Regions from separate parts of the Homo sapiens genome. Here region 1 is linked to region 2. A link is a loop called in an ENCODE intact Hi-C map of the cell type or tissue named here. Cell type or tissue: K562. All regions are shown on one strand. Each heading gives the region's core, and the rest is flanking DNA. Links, peaks and the distances in the headings are about the cores only.

Region 1 (8,333 bases), core at 215-8,214, 85 kb after region 2:
CAGCTCCCAAAACAATGCCCTATTTCTTTCTCTCAGTCCTTTCCTGGAATAGAGATAGTGGTTACATTTCAGAATATTAGCAAGGAAGGGAGAAGAAACTGGGGAGGAGCCTGCAGTTAGAGTAAATAGAAGAAACTAGGATGTCAACAGGCTGCTTTTCAACTGATTCACTGTTAAAATTTTAGGCAGTGTGAACAACCTGTCTGTCAAACTGTTTGCAATATCTACTAAAGCTGAACATACACATCCCTCATGACCCGGCAGTGCCATGCCCAGATGTACACCCAACAGAAACCTGTACTCTGTTCACCAAAAGCCATAAACAAGAATGTTCATAAGGCTTTATTCATAATGGCCCCCAACCTGGGAACAACTCAAATGTCCATTGACAAGGAAAAGGATGGATAAATCGGGGCAGCTCACCCAATGGAGCACCAAATCATGAGGATGAACACACCACAACACACAACATGGGTGACTGTCACAGACATGAAACTGAGCAAAAGAAGGCAGACCGAAAAGCCTGCATGGAAATATTTCATTTATAGGAAGTTCAAGACAAAGAGGCAAAAGTAATCTCTCGTGTTAGAAGTCAAGACAGTGGTTACTACTGAGGGGCATGTGACCGGGAGAGGCCACGGGTGTGCTTCCAAGTGCTGGAAGGTTCTGTCTTGGTCTAAGTGCTGGTTACACAGGAATGCTTACAGTGTGAAAATTCATTGAGCTCTAAGTTTGTGTTTGTGTCATATTTTTCCATATGCGTGTTATTCTTCCATAAAATGTACAAGAGGAAAGGAAGGGAGGGAAGGCTGGAGGGAGGGAAGGTAAGACCAGGTAGGCCCAGGTAATGGAAAAGGCTTGGAATTTGAAGACCTGGATTCAGTTCCAACTCTACCATTAACTGGCCGTGCGACCTGGGACAAGTCACTTCACCTCTCCAAATATCTGGTTTTTTTTCATCTATAAAATAGACAATAAAAGCTGCTCTACCTACCTCACAGTGTGGTTGTGAAGACCAAATGGTATAATGGATGTAAAAATCCATTGGTGAGCAATAAAGTGTTTCACAAGGCAAAACACTATTATTATTCTAGATCTCTGCAGACAGCAATTTCTGCAGCAGGTCAGCACTGTCAGTGAAGCTCAGCCCAGAGCCATCATGGAGAAGACTGATGCCCCGTGGGTTGTGTGTTTGTGTGCGCACGCAGCCTGGTTTATGTTTTTTCATTACATCTCTGCACCTAATCCCTTAATGGCCTGGGCCTCAGAGTACAAAAACACCTGGAAAAATCTCTGTGTTTTTATGAGACGGGTTCTGTCCCCTTCTAAAGCAGGTATAAATAGATGCCATGTACACTCTCTTAATTACTTTTTCTCGAGTATGGATGAATTTCAACATCTAAATCTGCCAAATTATTGAAGCTAGCACAGAGAACTTTCTGGGCATTGGCCAGGGAAGCCAGCAATGTGGATGGAAAGATTTATCACCCCCTCTCATAACCAAACCTCCATCGTATCTCCCTGCAAGCCTTGAAACTGCTCACTGGACCCACTCAGACAACAGAGCTATGGGATCTAGAAGGTGAAATGTCAGAGCTCAGAGAACCTCAGCTCCCTCCCAACCTTGCCATAAGAACTCAGGGCTGGCCGGGCGCCATGGCTTACGCCTATAATCCCAGCACTTTGGGAGGCCGAGGTGGGTGAATCACCTGAGGTCAGGAGTTCAAGACCAGCCTGGCCAACATGGTAAAACCCCGTCTCTATAAAAATACAATAACTACGTGGGCATGGTGGTGAGCGCCTGTAATTCCAGCTACTTGGGAGGCTGACGCATGAGACTCGCTTGAACCCGGGAGGTGGAGGTTGCAGTGAGCCGAGATTGTACCATTGCACTCCAGCCTGGGGGATAGAGCAAGACTCTGTCTCCAAAAAACCAGTTGCAAGGGTGAGGGGCTTTGCCTCTGGTTTATGGTCAGAAGGGCAAAGCGAAGGTCACCCCATTTTCCACGGCTTGGTTTCATATTATAGTCCCACGGTCCCTGGAGAATCAGAGTGAATGGAAATCTTTATTCTTCATATGGCTGTATTGCCCCAAGCTGTCCTCGTGCTTAAGGGATTTCCAGCTCCGGCTTCTAGAGGGCAAGGGCCAGCATCACTTGGCCTACTTCTTAGTATAAGACCAAGTCTAGTGACAGCTGGGTAGGCATAACTACTACAGATGCTGCTGTTCCTACTGCTCTGAAGAAGAAAACTGAAGCCACCTCTGCTTCTATTTCCTTTAACAACATAGAAAAATGATAATTTTTCTATTAGGTCCGTGAATCTCCAGGAAAAATCTTTGTGAAAGCAATGACATTTTTATTTTCTTTTTCTCATTTATACTCCAGATGACATCTGCACACACACCCAGTGTGTGGCGTATGTGTAGGTGTGTGACTGTGTGTGTGTGTCTAGCTTTCAGAGAAAATGATACACAAAATGATAAATATAGAAAAGAGATTAATAGGAGAGGGCAGTACTGTTATTTCCTACATAAAAGGATTTATCGATAGATTGCCCATAGAGTTAGTTCCCTAAACCATCAGGTTAATCTATTGTATTTAAATGTATTTAAATATTGGGCCAGGCAGAGTGGCTCATGCCTGTGATCCCAGTACTTTAGGAGGCTGAGACTGGAGGATCACTGGAGTCCAGGAGTTCAACACAAGCCTGGGCAACATAGTGAGATGTCCCCGCATCTCTACAAACAAACAAAAAACAATTAGACAGGCATGGTGGCTTGCACCTGTAGTCCCAGTTACTCTGGCGGCTGAGGCAGGAGGATCGCTTGAGCCCAGGAGTTCAAGGCTGCAGTGAGCTATGACAGCACCACTGCACTGTAGCCTGGGCCACAGAGCAAGAAAATAAACAAACACATATTGGTTTCTAGATCCTAAACTATATGATGGAAAGACTAAGAGACCAAGAATCTTAGGAATAAAATTAGAAGTTACTGCCCATTGAAAATCAACTACATATGAAAAAGTCTCCCCCAAAATGAAGAAACTCTGGTTTGAGAATGTAAATCACTAGGTAAAGATTCTGTTTATTTTATTTCCATGTTTCCCAATATTTAATTTTCAACCCTCTAAGAGCAGTTATTTTATAAAATAAGTCCCAGCTGAAATGAATTTGATAGGATTTTAGAATTTCTTTCTCCCTTAACACATCCTATTAGCCTAGTTCAATAGAGAGAGCAGAGCGCCTCATGTTGAAATAAGCTTTCCCGCCACTGAATGTGTTCAAACAGAAATATCACCTGCTTAGGAGGTACTTTCCAGTTGCCAAAGACTTCCACCTTCATCTTCTTGTTCACTCTACTCTGCAAGATGGGTGGGACAGCATTACAGACGAGGGGTCCTGTAGATACTGTCCTGACGACTGGCCCAAGGCCATGGCTAAGGGTTACAGACCCGGAACAGAACCCTGCCCTTTGCCTCCCTTGTGGGACCCAAAGCCAGGCCAAGGTCAAGGGGAGGCGCTGCAGGGGGGGCTTCCTCATTGGGTGTGGACAGCAAAGGTTGATTTTGAGATTTCCCCCCAGCTCTAATTCTCAGTAATTTGGCCTTTGAAACAGGAGGCAGAGAGAACCCTGGGGGATGGCTTTTCATGTTATCTTTTGGAAACATAGAAGCTTCAGGTGCTTCCTGGCTTGAAATAAGAGAATATTCTGCTCAGTCCCCCACATTTTTGAGACACTCCAGGCCCAGCAGACCCACAGCACCCTCACTAGCTGTTGGTAACGTTGGTGCCTGGATGTACTGACAGAGGACCAGGTGTGCCAAGGGCCTGTCACCCAGGCTGTAGTGCAGTGGCACTATCTCGGCTCACCGCAACCTCTACCTCCCAGGCTCGAGCAATTTTCCTGCCTCAGCCTCCCAAGTAGCTGGGATTACAGGCGCCCACCACCATACCTGGCTATTTTTCTATTTTGAGTAGAGATGGGATTTCACCATGTTGCCCAGGTTGGTCTCGAACTCCTGGCCTCAAGTGACACCCCCTGCCTTGGCCTCCCAAAGTGCTGAGATTATGGGCGTGAGCCACCGTGACTGGCCGATAAGAATTCTTTTCTAAACATGACCACAATACCATTATCAACTAAAACCAAAATGAATGTTCATTCCTTGAGAGCATCAAATATCCTGTTGGATTCACAGTTCCCTGATTGATTCATATTTGTTTTAGGTTGGTTGCAGCAGCCTCTGAACAAGGCCATCCACTTTTCACTGGCTTATTCTCACTCATCCTAAAAATCTCAGCCTGGACATTGTCGCTTCCTCCTCACAGAGTCCCTGATCCCAAATGTGGGAGATGTGTGTCTCTCATCTGTTCTCCCATCTCACCCTTATCCACTTGTTTGCATCCTGATAGACTGGAAGCTCCGAGAGGCTAGGACATGTCCGTGCATTTTAAAGTTACGTCTCCCGGGCCTAGCACAGTGCCTGGTGAATCATGCTCGCCAATTCCATATGTATTCCTTGAATATGTAAATGAAGGATCTCCTAAACAGAACTGGTTTTGCATTCCTCGTAAGCACATTCGATAACACTTTACACATCCATGTCATGATTTGTTTAGGAATCGGTTTCCTCAATGGACAGAGCCTCCTTGGACCCCCAGCACCTGGTCCCGCACCTGACCCATCCAAGGTGCCCGCTGAGGAACTGCTGAATGAAAGAGGACTTATAATAAATTCTATGTTGAGACTTTGGGTTCACAGGCCTTCCTCTCTGGGCCTCATTTTTCTCCTCTCTGTCAAGGAAGGATGGCTGGGAGGATTTCCAAGGTCCTTTCCCGGGACGGGGAGTCCTCATTTAGCATGCGCTTGTTGCCCTCTGCTGGCAGAATTTGCTCAGGACCGTTCTGTCCCTGCTATTCCTGAAAGCTGCAGACAAAGCCAGCAACTGCTGGGTGGACCAGCCAGTGAGTGGGATAGGGACTTGAGTTTTGTTGTCTCGCTGGTTCGACTAAGACATGGAGGTGTGTGCGTCCTTCTGCCTCATCCGTTCATTCCTCAGGTGTGGAGAAGCGCTAGGGTAGGTCTCAGACAGACAGTCGGAAAGACCTATGCCCCTGAGTGCACATTAGGACAGCCAGGGGGCTAAAAAGGGAGAGCTGGTGCCCAGGCCCCACCTCAGACCAACACTGGGGAGTAGGGCCCAAGCATCCATCTATACTAAAACATATAAAAATCTGGCTGTTTCTGGCTGGGCGCGGTGGCTCACACCTGTAATCCCAGCACTTTGGGAGGCCGAGGCAGGCGGATTGCCTGAGGTCAGGAGTTCGAGACCAGCCTGACCAACACGGTGAAACCTCATCTCTACTGAAAATACAAAAATTAGCCGGGCGTGGTGGTGGGTGCCTGTAATCCCAGCTACTCGGGAGGCTGAGGCAGAAGAATTGCTTGAACCCAGGAGGCAGAGGTTGCAGTGAGCCGAGACCGGGCCATTGTACTCCAGCCTGGGCAACAAGAGCGAAACTCCGTCTCAAAAAAAAAAAAAAAAAAGCTGGCTGTTTCTAACATGCAGCCACATGGAGAACTGCTGAACCAAGATGGTCTTTACATACGTATCTTTTTGTTTGTTTGTCTGTTTGTTTGAGATGGAGTTTTGCTCTTGATGCCTAGGCTGTGATCTCAGCTCACTGCAACCTCCACCTCCCGGTTCAAGCGATTCTCCTGCCTCAGCCTCCAGGGTGGCTGGGGTTACAGGCACCCACCACCATGCCCAGCTAATTTTTTGTACTTTTAGTAGAGACAGGGTTTCATCATGTTGGCCAGGCTGGTCTTGAACTCCTCACCTCAGGTGATCCACCCACCTCGGCCTCCCAAAGTGCTGGGATTACAGGCGTGAGCCACCGCACCTGGCCTACATGTGCATCTTGATCTAAAAGCCTAGAAGCACAGTTAAAAAGAGAAAAGCCTATCTAGGGAAAGAGTAAAGACTTTGATTTTCTAATACAAAATTCGCTTAGCCTATCTTTAAAAATTTTCTTTCTTTGACAAACCGTGACAACTTACAAGCCATACAGTTTTCTTCGGGGAACCAACACCATTTACCCATTAGGGATGCTGCTTCCAGATCCAGTTTTTCTTTTTGAGATATAGTTCCCTATTTTTGTGTACCGCACCTCTGTTTCTTGTTTGATACATGCATATTCCTGCATTTGTTAAGATTCGTTTGGTTGCAGACAATGGAATTCAGAATGTTGCTAACTTCAGCTGCAAGTGAGAACTTGTTGGAAGGGACCAAGATGCCACCCACAGGGTTACCTGCCAGGAGCAGATGGCAACAGGAACTGGAACTCCATGGGGCACCGAGAAATGGTCTCTCTGTCCTTTGCTTCTGCTTTGTTGTATACATCTGATTCATTTCTTCTTTCTTGAGGCCAACTGCTGTTTTCTGCTCATTAATCCACAAGGCCGAATGTGGCCAACAATGGGTCTCCACTTCCCTGTGTTCAATCGCCACCTGCTGGAGAAAAACTTTTTTCTTTGTCCCAGATCGAAATTTCCAGACTGGCCCCTTTGGGCCAGTCAATCTTGGCCTGCAGGGCTGGCTACAGGATCTGTGAGGCCCAGTGAGAAATAAAAGCGTGGTAGCCTTTATTCCCAAAGCAGGGGGACGTGTCCATCGTGGTACTCAGCGAGCTTCTTTGTTTCTTCTGCAGTCTCTTTTTCGACTTGTCATGGTGCTTTTTATTTTCCATTTACTGTTGTTCTAAGTAAAGAAAACTCAATGTTAAATTATTAGCAAGCATTTTACCATTCATCTTTATATCAAACAATGCCAGTTTTAAATGTAAATTTCAGAGCGTTTAACTTATATGCAGAACCACTGAAATTACACAATTGGTGTTTGTGACTTGTTGGCCAGAAGAGACAAACACAAACCAAACTCATAAAGATTGGAAGCAGGAAGACAAGTTGCCTCCAGGTTTGCCCAACGGGGATGTTCTTTCAGGCCTGGACATACTGGATGAGCGGGGGGAGTCCAGACCCTTCCAGGCATCCAAGGGCCCTGTCAGCCACCAGACACATGCACTGAGACCCAGCCAGGGAGGCAGGATCTAGGGAAATTGGTCCAGCTGTCTCCCCTTTCCACAGCCTTCCCCAGCCAGCCACAGCAGACTAACCTCCAAGGATCTCTAAACCTCTGTGCTATGACACCCTCAGTACCTGGGCTAGGGGTGGGCAGAGGTTTGCCCCCATCGAGAAACAGCCTCCGGCCGGCCCCGCCACATACACTGTGTGCTGCCAGCCTAGGGCAGGGACGGCCACCACCATGCCAACCCGAGATGCTGCAGGGTGCATGCACCCTATCCTGGCCCTCTCTGTGCCTGTACCCAGGACCCTGTGAAGTGTGGACAGCAACAGTGGCCATAGGTCAGGGCAGAAAGGGGGAAGCCAGGTGGAGAGCACAGGCAGCTGAGAGCTGGTCGTGGGAGGCAGCCACAGGTGGAGCCATGCATAAGCCAGGCTTCCAAAGCACAGATTCAAAGATAAAGTTACGTCCGGGTGCAGTGGCTCACGCCTGTAACTCCAGCACTTTGGAAGGCCGAGGCAGGCGGATCACTTGAGGTCAGAAGTTGGAGACCAACCTGGCCAACATGGTGAAACCCCATCTCTACTAAAAATACAAAAGTTAGCCAGGCATGGTGGCAGATGCCTGTAATCCCAGCTATTTGAGAGGCTGAAGCAGGAGAATCACTTGAACCCGGGAGGTGGAGGATGCAGTGAGCCGAGATCACACCACTGCACTCCAGCTTGGGCGACAGAAAAAGACTCTGTCTCAAAAAAAAAATAAATAAATAAAAGATAAAGTTATGAAGACTCTCAAGACAGCGCCACAGAGGATTAACCCCCGCACAGAGCCCTTTTCATTGGTCACTTGCTCAGCCAGCTGCCCCAGTGGCCTGTGATGGGAGTGGGAAGTGTGGGGTTGGGTGATAACCTTCTAAAGTTAGAACCGTTCCCAGAAATGCAGACGGGAGAGCTTTGGGAAAACCATCCAAACCTTGTTATTTTTTATGACAAAGTAGGAATGCCACCCTGGCCCTCTAAATTCATAAACAGTCACAGACATGGGATTAAACTACATATAATTTCTGCAACGTGGCTTATAGGCATCATTAAACAGCTGCAATATGTTGAATGGCTATGTCATCATAGATTAGCTACGATACTGGCTATGGACTTCAAGACTCCATGTGTCCTGGCCCCTGCCCTTCCACCCCTCTGACCCGAGATGCAGTTCTAACAGGTTCCCGGGTGATGCTGCTGCTGCTGACCCTTG
Region 2 (8,333 bases), core at 88-8,087:
TGCAGACAGAGGAAAGCTTATTGGGTGTGAGGTGCTTGGGGCTGAGTCTTAAAGAAATTAGAGAAAGTCCCCCTGCCTGTGTTCCGAACTAGGTGAGCCATCCAGAGTGTGTCCTTGTCATCGCAAGAGCTTATGAGATGAGTACAATTATCATCTCTATTTTATAGACAAAGAAACTAAGGTTCAGAGAGGCTAAATGATCAACCCTGGTAACATGGCTTAACACGAGGAAGAGCAGGGATTCATGTGCCATCTCTCAACTTAAGTCTAGAGCTCTTTTTACTGCCAAAGCTGTGACAGCTGCCTCAGTGACATTTCAGGATGTCAAGGTTGAGTGGAGTAATTGGCCACTCACCCAAAATTTGCTCATCTTCTTCCAGCCCCAGAGCATCATGCCCAACTCCAGACATCACGTGGCCTCTAGAGGGATGTGGCCTGGAGGGAGGCGGCTGGCCTGCTACCTCCATCCCTTCAGGATGGCCGAAGGAATTGCAGAAGTTTAACTGCTTCTCTGCTGCCTCTAGATTCTCTTTCCCAAACACTGCATTGCTATCTCCTCGCTCAAAGTCCCCTGGAAGCCGTCTGTCAAGAAACTGATTCTGATTATTAAATGCAGCTGTAGCTTGTTGCTCCATCAGCCTCAGCAAGGAGTGCTGATTAAAGAAGTTGGAGAAGCCAATAAGTCAAAGTGCACGGACCACCAAGCCACATCCTGGCAAGCAGTAAAGGTACTCCCAGGAGCCTGTCATAGCACTTGAGACTGTCTGAGCCCCTAAGCCATGAGACGGCACTTGCCAACTGGTGTCTCCATATTTCCTCCCATGATACCAGGACATGTGACCCTGAGAGCTGACCTAGAAGAGGTCAATGATTTGGCCTGCTAGGGGCAGACATACTCAATGCACATGTCCAAGCAAGGAGGACACAATAATATTGCCCTCAGCTTTGATCAATTTATCCTCCAAGCCATTTGTCTGCCGTTTCTAATTTCTTTCACCATCCCCTCACCCACCCCTCCACGCAGACTAGGTCCAGTGCCCCAAACTCCAGAGTAGAGTTCCAATTTTCGTCCTCTTCCACTCAGCACAGGATTAAGCCTTCAGGACTAAGTTCAAGTTCCCTAGACGATATTTAAGGGCCCTTGTGTCTTAGATCCATTGTGTGTGCTCCACCCTGTCTCTCACTGCTCCCCAATACAAATCGTCACTCCAGCCTCTCCCTGCTCACCCTCACCTGCTCTGGAGAGACCTGACCTCTGCCTTGCTCACGCTGACACTGCCTCAGAATTGAAGGCAGTGTAACAGTGGGGCTCATATTGATTATGACGTGAGCTTGAGCACATATCTTTTTTTTTTTTTTTTTGGAGACACGGTCTTGCTCTGTCACCCAGGCTGGAGTTCAGTGGTGTGATCAGAGCTCACTGCAGCCTCAAACTCCTGGGCCCAAGTGATCCTCCCACCTCAGCCTCCTAGGTAGCTGGGACTGCATGTGTGTGCCACCATGCCTGGCTAATTTTAAAAAAAAAAAATTTGGCAGAGATGGGGGTCTTACTATGTCGCCAAGGTTAGTCTCGAGCTCCTGGCCTCAGGTGATCCTCTCACCTTGGCCTCCCAAATTGTTGGGATTATAGCCCTGAGCCACTGTACCTGGCCACATTTCTTAACTTAAAAAAGAGCTGGGGCAGCTCTTTTTAAAAATATCCATGGAAAGTGGAGCTGAATCAACATGACTCAGCAGAAATGGTCACAACCAGTGGCAGAACTTCTTATTCTTGGCCTCCTCTCAAGGCCTGGAGTTGGGGGATATGATCCACCTTACTGGGCTGTCATAAAGCCACATGGGATCATGCATATAACCTCTCCCTCTACACAGTACTTGGCAGGTGACACATTACTGCTTCTCACAAGAAAACCCTCCACCTCTTCCACACCCATCCAAACTCTTGCTGTTCTTCAAGACACTCCTCAGATACTGCCTCCTCCAGGAAGCCTTCCCTGCCTCCATCCACATGCACTTTTCCCCTTCCCTGAACTCTGGCAGCGCTCACCATGTGTGTCACTCGTTGTCACAGTTGATCCCCTTGTGCCTTCCAGTATTTACAGTGAAGGAGGATATGGCTTTCACTCTAGCTTGATTATTAGCTCTTTAAGGCCAAGAACTGTATCTTGTATTTTTTTTAAACCCCATGACATAAACACATATTGACTCTTCAGCATCCAATATATTCTTGTTCCAACTGAATGGAATTTCCATCAACTTGACATTCCTCCCAGAAGAATGAGGTATTACTTGAACCTGGAGTTGCAATATAGTCTTCTTCGTCTCGGTCATTCACAAACACGTAAAAAGACCCATCATAGATAAGATCTCCAGGAAATCCCAGTGTTTATAGTTTTCCATCTGGGAATGCATCCACTTATGTGTAGCTTTGTTTATGGTCTTTAAGCCAATTCCATATCGATGGTAAAACAACCCTTAGTGACTCAATTTTTTAAAAAACAGTCTTTAAAGTGGGATTTTCTCACAGGTTTTTGAAAGTCAAATTAAATTGGGTTCTGTGGTTCCCTCTTATCCATATGCTTATTTATCTGCTCAAAGAACTCAAGGAGATTAGTGAGACGTGATTTCTCCTTACTGACACCACGTTGCCTTCCCTCTAATAGGCCATGTTTACTTAAGCGTTCAGCAATTCAGCTTTATTATACATTCACTCGGTAAACATTAAATGCTTACTCCATGCAGGCTGCTACCAAACGGTCCCTTGTGATACAGAAAATACCTCGGCATATTAGTTTGATAAATTAAGTGAAAAGGAATTTAAATAATGCATGCTCTCATTCTCCAACAGGGAGAGCCCATGTCTGCTCACAAATTCAGGCTTGAGTTACGTTGAGTTTTGTCCCTGGACAGCCTGGTGGAGAAGGGCCCTGATTTGGGAAGCTGGATTTAGCTCTGAAATTTGACATGAGCCGTAAGCATCCCATGAGGGATCCATAGAGCATATTCACTGGAGGTGGGGGTGATGCAACAGGGAGCTCCCTGACATACAACAACATTGAACAAATGTGTGAATTCAAATATCATCCTGTGAAATATTCTTTTCCAAACTCCAGAACACTGGCTGGAGCAGACTGTGGGTTGGATCCGGAGCGGCAGTTCTTAATGTCATGCTTTCCCATTCACAGTTTTTGGGCCTCTGGAGTCTGTGCAATGTCTCTGCTTCATCTTGCTCATTTTCCACGTGGACCTTGTAGGTCTCTATCAATGTCCTCAGTGCTTCCTGAAACTGCTCCATGATGGTGCAACCACAGCTTATCATTAAACCCAAATCAATCTTCTTGGCACTTATAGAAGCTCAGTCGTCCTGGTACATCAGGACTCGGATGTTTCTATTTAGATATTTTCAATGAGCTCTTCTTTGCTGTCAGGTACGGTACCTAATGAAACCATAGGGCAGCTCTTTTTTAAATATCTGTGGAAAATGGAGCTGAGTCCACATGACTCAGCAGAAATGGTCACAACCAGAGGCAGAACTTCTTGTTCTTGGCCTCCTATCAAGGCCTAGAGTTAGGGAGCTGTGGGAAGGGTGATAAGAGGTAAGCCAGTCTTTGGCCCATGTTAGCTTGGTCTGGTCAGATAGGCATGTCAGGGATGTGTCAAAACACTAAGCCTAGTGCTTTGGAGATGTGGGTTCTGGTCTGGAGTGGCAGTATGGAGTGCCATCTCTCAGGTCCTCATGAGCAACACAGAGGTCACCTCTCCAGGCACAGGTCGAGCCACACCACTGACACACAAGAGTCACGTCCAAAGCCATGTGATGGACGTGGTGGGTGGTTTTATCCCGAACCATCAATACCCGGCACCCTGGCTGCCCCAGGTTCAGCCTCTCAGGGGCTGCTTCACTCGCTCTCCACACAGCTGTGAACATTGCAGGATGAGTCACTGTGAAACCACAAACTCCTTGGCATTGGTGAAGATGACTAAAGTTATAGGCAAATTAGTCACTGGAAACCTTCCTGTCCTCTGTATCTGCAGCAGCCTCCTATCGAAGGAAGAAAAGAGTATGTTGGCTCATTGCAGAGCTAATTGGCAAGGAAAGCTCAATTCAGGGCTACAGGTGAGTCAGACGCCCTTGTGCGGGGGCCACAGGGACCCGCCTGCTGGCATCCATTGAGGAGAGAGGGGCCCTTGGCAGACTTGCCATAAAACCGCCCCCCTTGAACTCATTCCTACACCTGTAACCACTGACAGTTTTTGAAAACTGTTCACCTGGAGTTCCTGGTTCTCTTTCTCTTAAATCAAACATTGAGTAAATGAAGACACTCAGATGTTCAAACATGTGCATCAAGATTTTACTTGTGAGAGTGGTTGCCATGCATGACCTAGGGAAGCTCTCATGGCTTCAGTCAAACCTTGCCAACTTTTTTTAGCTGTGCATTTCTTGAGAAAGGTCAACTCACATTACGGGTCTACAGCTCTGAGCAAGGGAGAAGTTCTTCCTGAAAGCACAAACAGACTACAGAGGGCAGTGAAACCAGAAACACAGGTGTGCAACCTCATTTGCCTGCCCCCGTCTCTATTTTGAGGCCTCTTTGTTTTATGTGACCTCCGTCTCCTTCTCTGCCGCAATCTTCTTCTTATAACACCCACTTTCTTCTTTTAATTTCCCCCTCTTCTAAGCCATAGCCCAGTGGTATGGCGAAAGGTCTTTGCTGTGCATAGGAAACCCTCCAATCTGAACTGGAAGCTTCCTGTTGCAGGATGGGCTGCCCCATTGGAATTCCCAGGTGACAGTCGCAATGGGATGCCTGTCCCCTGCAGGTCTCCCATTTCACCTGCTTTTCTAATGTCTGGACATGGCTAAGTCCTAGAAAAGCCAGATCCATGGCATTACATTTAATCAGTACAACACACTGAGCTTCGTTTCCAACATGGTAGCTAAGTTTTAATTCTAACATCTTTAAAAGTACTGAGTGTCTTGTGATGCCTTGGGAACACAGGAATAGTGTTAAGTGGTGTTGATTCTCAATGCTCAAATGTACTTCTCTCTGCCTTGCAGAGATTTTTCTAAAATTTCAAGACCTTGTTGAAAATGATTTCATATTTTTGTGTCTTACTAGACTCTTGGTTCAGCAGGAAGCTATCTTTATATATTTTTTTAACAAAAAGAAATTAGTAAAAGCTTGCTCTGATATTTATGCCATATTTCCCTAACTTTTGTCGTGGCAGAAGTAGAAATAAGTGTGTAAACCAGGAGATTAATATCTACAATTTAGGCATGAGAATAGAGAAATAAACCATAAAATCAATTCTTATCTCTCAATGGATATATTCCAGAACATTCCATGGAAATCAAGTGACTAAGTCCTGATCCTCCCTGTCTTTCTCCGCCCCAATCTCCTTCTTATGACATTCCCTTTCTTCTTCCCATTTTCCCTCTTCTAAGCCATAGCTCAGTAGTATGGTGAAATGTCTTTGATTTTAGTTTAAAGAAATGAAATCAGATTCCAGATTTGCTACCTCTTATTAGTTGTGTGGCCTTCAGACAATCCTTTAACCTCCTGATTCTCAATTTCCTCCTGTGTAAAATACATTAGACTAGCTAATCCCTAAGGTCTGTTTGGTGCCCAGTTCACGTGACCGTTGGCAGCCACAGGGAGCCACGGAGTCCCACCAGCGTCCCATAGAGCCACTTGGAGCTTCAGGTACAAGGAACAAGCCCCTCTTAGGCCCCCTCAGGAAAATTTATTCTCGCAGCCAAGCATGTCAAGTGCAATATCAGGAACACCCTTGTCCTTCTTGAACACTGCTTCTGGCCAGAAACTCTGCTGAGATCTGTTGGAGAGTTTCCTGCAAAGATAAGAGTTAACAAGCCCCCAGATTCCCTTCCCCGCTCAGGAGGGGCCCTCACTGTCAGCTTTGGGGCTGATAGAAGCACAGTTCCAAGCGCCTGGCTTCCTCCTCCTCCCCAGTGGATAAAATGCTGGAACTCCGTCAGGCAGGACTGCCATAATTAGAAGAGGCCCCTTTCCAGCAGCTGAAGCTGACTAGGCAGATAGAGCCCAAATTTGTTTTTAGCCACCACATGCCCCTGAGCTGACCCCTCGAGCTGTGGACACATCTCACAACCTCACCCGGAGGCCATTCTCTCAGGCCAGTCACACTCTCCCACAGAGAGAGCGAAGATGATGTCAAATCTATGGCCACCTTCTACCAGCAGAGGGAATGAATGAAAACTGACATGTAGAAGAGTAAGACCACTACTGTTTTCATTTTTGGTATTTTTTTTTTACATTTTAATTTTTTTATACTCTATTTTTAGTAAAAGGGACACCTTTACTATTTCAAACCACCAAAATATAAGCCCTATTTGGTTCAAATCTTTGTACAGCCAGATAGCAATAGATATAAATTGACAATGGCCTCAAGTATAGAATTTGGGGTTATACAAGTGACAGAATTCTTGAGTCTCAGTTGATTATAATATAATGAGGGGACAGTGCCAGGTCTTTCACGTCTCCAGGTGGGAAGGGGACAAGTTGCACGATGGCTGTCCTCATCTGTGCCTGGTTGTGTGAGAATTAGAAACAACGTTTGTAACAGTGGTACCTAGTCTTTGTGACCGTGGTCCTCTTTTTGATATTAATATTTTTGCAGACTAGTTGGCATAAACAAGTTGGCTCTCTGTACTCACATTACAACCACTGAGGTATAACACTATCTCTTGGAGTCCTTAGAAGCACCTCGCTCTGTTCAGCTGGCCTCTCAGCCTTGTGTGGCTGTTTCAGAACTGTTGATCATCTGTCAAGTCATCCCAGAGATCATCTAGATCTTGAGTCCATTTCTTGCATGTTCCAGAACACAAGAAAACATTTGTGGCTATAGCTTCATATTCTATCATGCCTTTCATCCCTTTCTCCCGATAATACATGAACCCGGTTACAGCAGAAATGCATTCCATGCATTTGCAACACTCTGGAAGGAGCCAGTGGTTCTTGTGTGGCTTTACCAGGCCAGTCGAGAATCACTGGGCTGGTGCATGAGAAACCTTCAGTAAGTGGCTGCTGTCTTCATGCACCCATGGAATGCCGAGGTGTTGGTTTTCTTCAATAACCTGCTCCTCAGGGCAGTGTTTCCTAATTGCTGGAGAATGACCCAAGAGTTGATGAAATAATATGAAAAGTACTGTGTTTGCTGTAAGATGGACAAGTATTGGTGATATAGGCCACCCCACTCCCACCCTCCATTCTTTGTCTTGATAGTTCCAGTCCCAGTACAGCACCTGGCACACAGTAGTTGCTCCATCATTATTCACAGCATAATCACAGACACCATTCAGAGCAGAGCTTGTACAGCCCTAAACATAAAGTGCAGCAAACCCAGCTCAAGATCATTGAAGCTAGCAGCCATTCAGCTCCTGCTGTGGGATGGCCAGGGAGGGTCAGAGACTGTGGTCTTGACACATTCTGTGTGGGGTTCATCCACATCTTCCTAAATGCCCAAGGCATGGCTATTTGAAGCAGAGCAAGTAAAGACAACGAGGGGTCCCTCTGCTGGGTTTTCTGTCCCCCTCTGGCTGCCAGCACTAATCTAGCCTTTGAAGAGGGGCAGAAGGGGCAAAGTTAAACCACACTTTCCTCTCTTACCTGTTGTCACCCCTCTAATGACTTTTCACTTTCTCTGCTCACCTTCTCCTTCCTGCCTCTTTTAGAAATGGGAAACAAAGGGCCCATAGGCCCTAAAAGGGGCCACCCTTTGAAGGAGGAGACATGACCACAAATGTCACCCTTTGATATCCTAATGGGATCCATGTTAAAAAAGGAAGTTTTTAACCTGGTCTCAGAGGACACTTGCAAGAGATGCCAAGGAAGGCAGTGTGATCATCCCAAGTCAAGCAGCCTAACGTGAGCCTGTGAGAGAGAAACTGCAATCCACCCGCAACGTGTGGTCATCAAAGGGCGGCAACCCCAGTTACCAGCTTGAGATTAAAAACCCAAATTAAAACAGGGCCAAAGGATTCCTGTCAGCTCTTAACACCTCTCTTAAAATGTGACCACTGTCTGAAAACCATTGTTTGGCTGATGAGGTCTAACTTCATTACACATCACAGTAGGACACTCCTTCCTGAGACCAGGCACTGCTCCCATGAGTGCAGTAGGACAGACCTCCTCTGTTCCTGACGATGATACCCCAATACAGCCCGACAAGCGTGTGCTCAATGAAGGTTCCCAGATCTTTTTAATGCGACTTTTTGCAGGTCAGGTTGCTTCCATCACATGCACTGAACAACCAAATTTTAAACCTAAATATGAAACCTTGTAGTTACATCTGTT

Evidence for each region. Peaks named below come from ENCODE experiments on the same cell type or tissue, not always from the same donor. Only the 100,000 strongest peaks of a DNase experiment are listed, where the experiment ranks them.
Region 1: a loop joins it to region 2, with 2.3 times the contacts of the local background. A loop is called at or near these places in 4 of 110 quality-filtered maps.

Annotation. Positions count from the first base shown.
Region 1 is chr7:139,997,598-140,005,930 of GRCh38, forward strand. The region is part of intron 9 of TBXAS1 (thromboxane A synthase 1); the gene reads left to right. Among named protein-coding and RNA genes, the nearest start is that of PARP12, 61 kb to the right of the region's middle. RefSeq lists a silencer at 479-679 and an enhancer at 5,026-5,085. In K562, for the core only: CTCF peaks have their summits at 4,877 (motif pointing left) and 6,517 (motif pointing left); DNase peaks (open chromatin) are centred at 4,864, 6,494 and 7,944.
Region 2 is chr7:139,912,685-139,921,017 of GRCh38, forward strand. The region is part of intron 4 of TBXAS1 (thromboxane A synthase 1); the gene reads left to right. Among named protein-coding and RNA genes, the nearest start is that of TBXAS1, 88 kb to the left of the region's middle. RefSeq lists enhancers at 1,021-2,220, 3,122-4,321, 4,224-4,523. In K562, for the core only: no CTCF peak of the experiment used is centred there; DNase peaks (open chromatin) are centred at 1,787, 3,597, 3,917, 6,017 and 1 weaker place.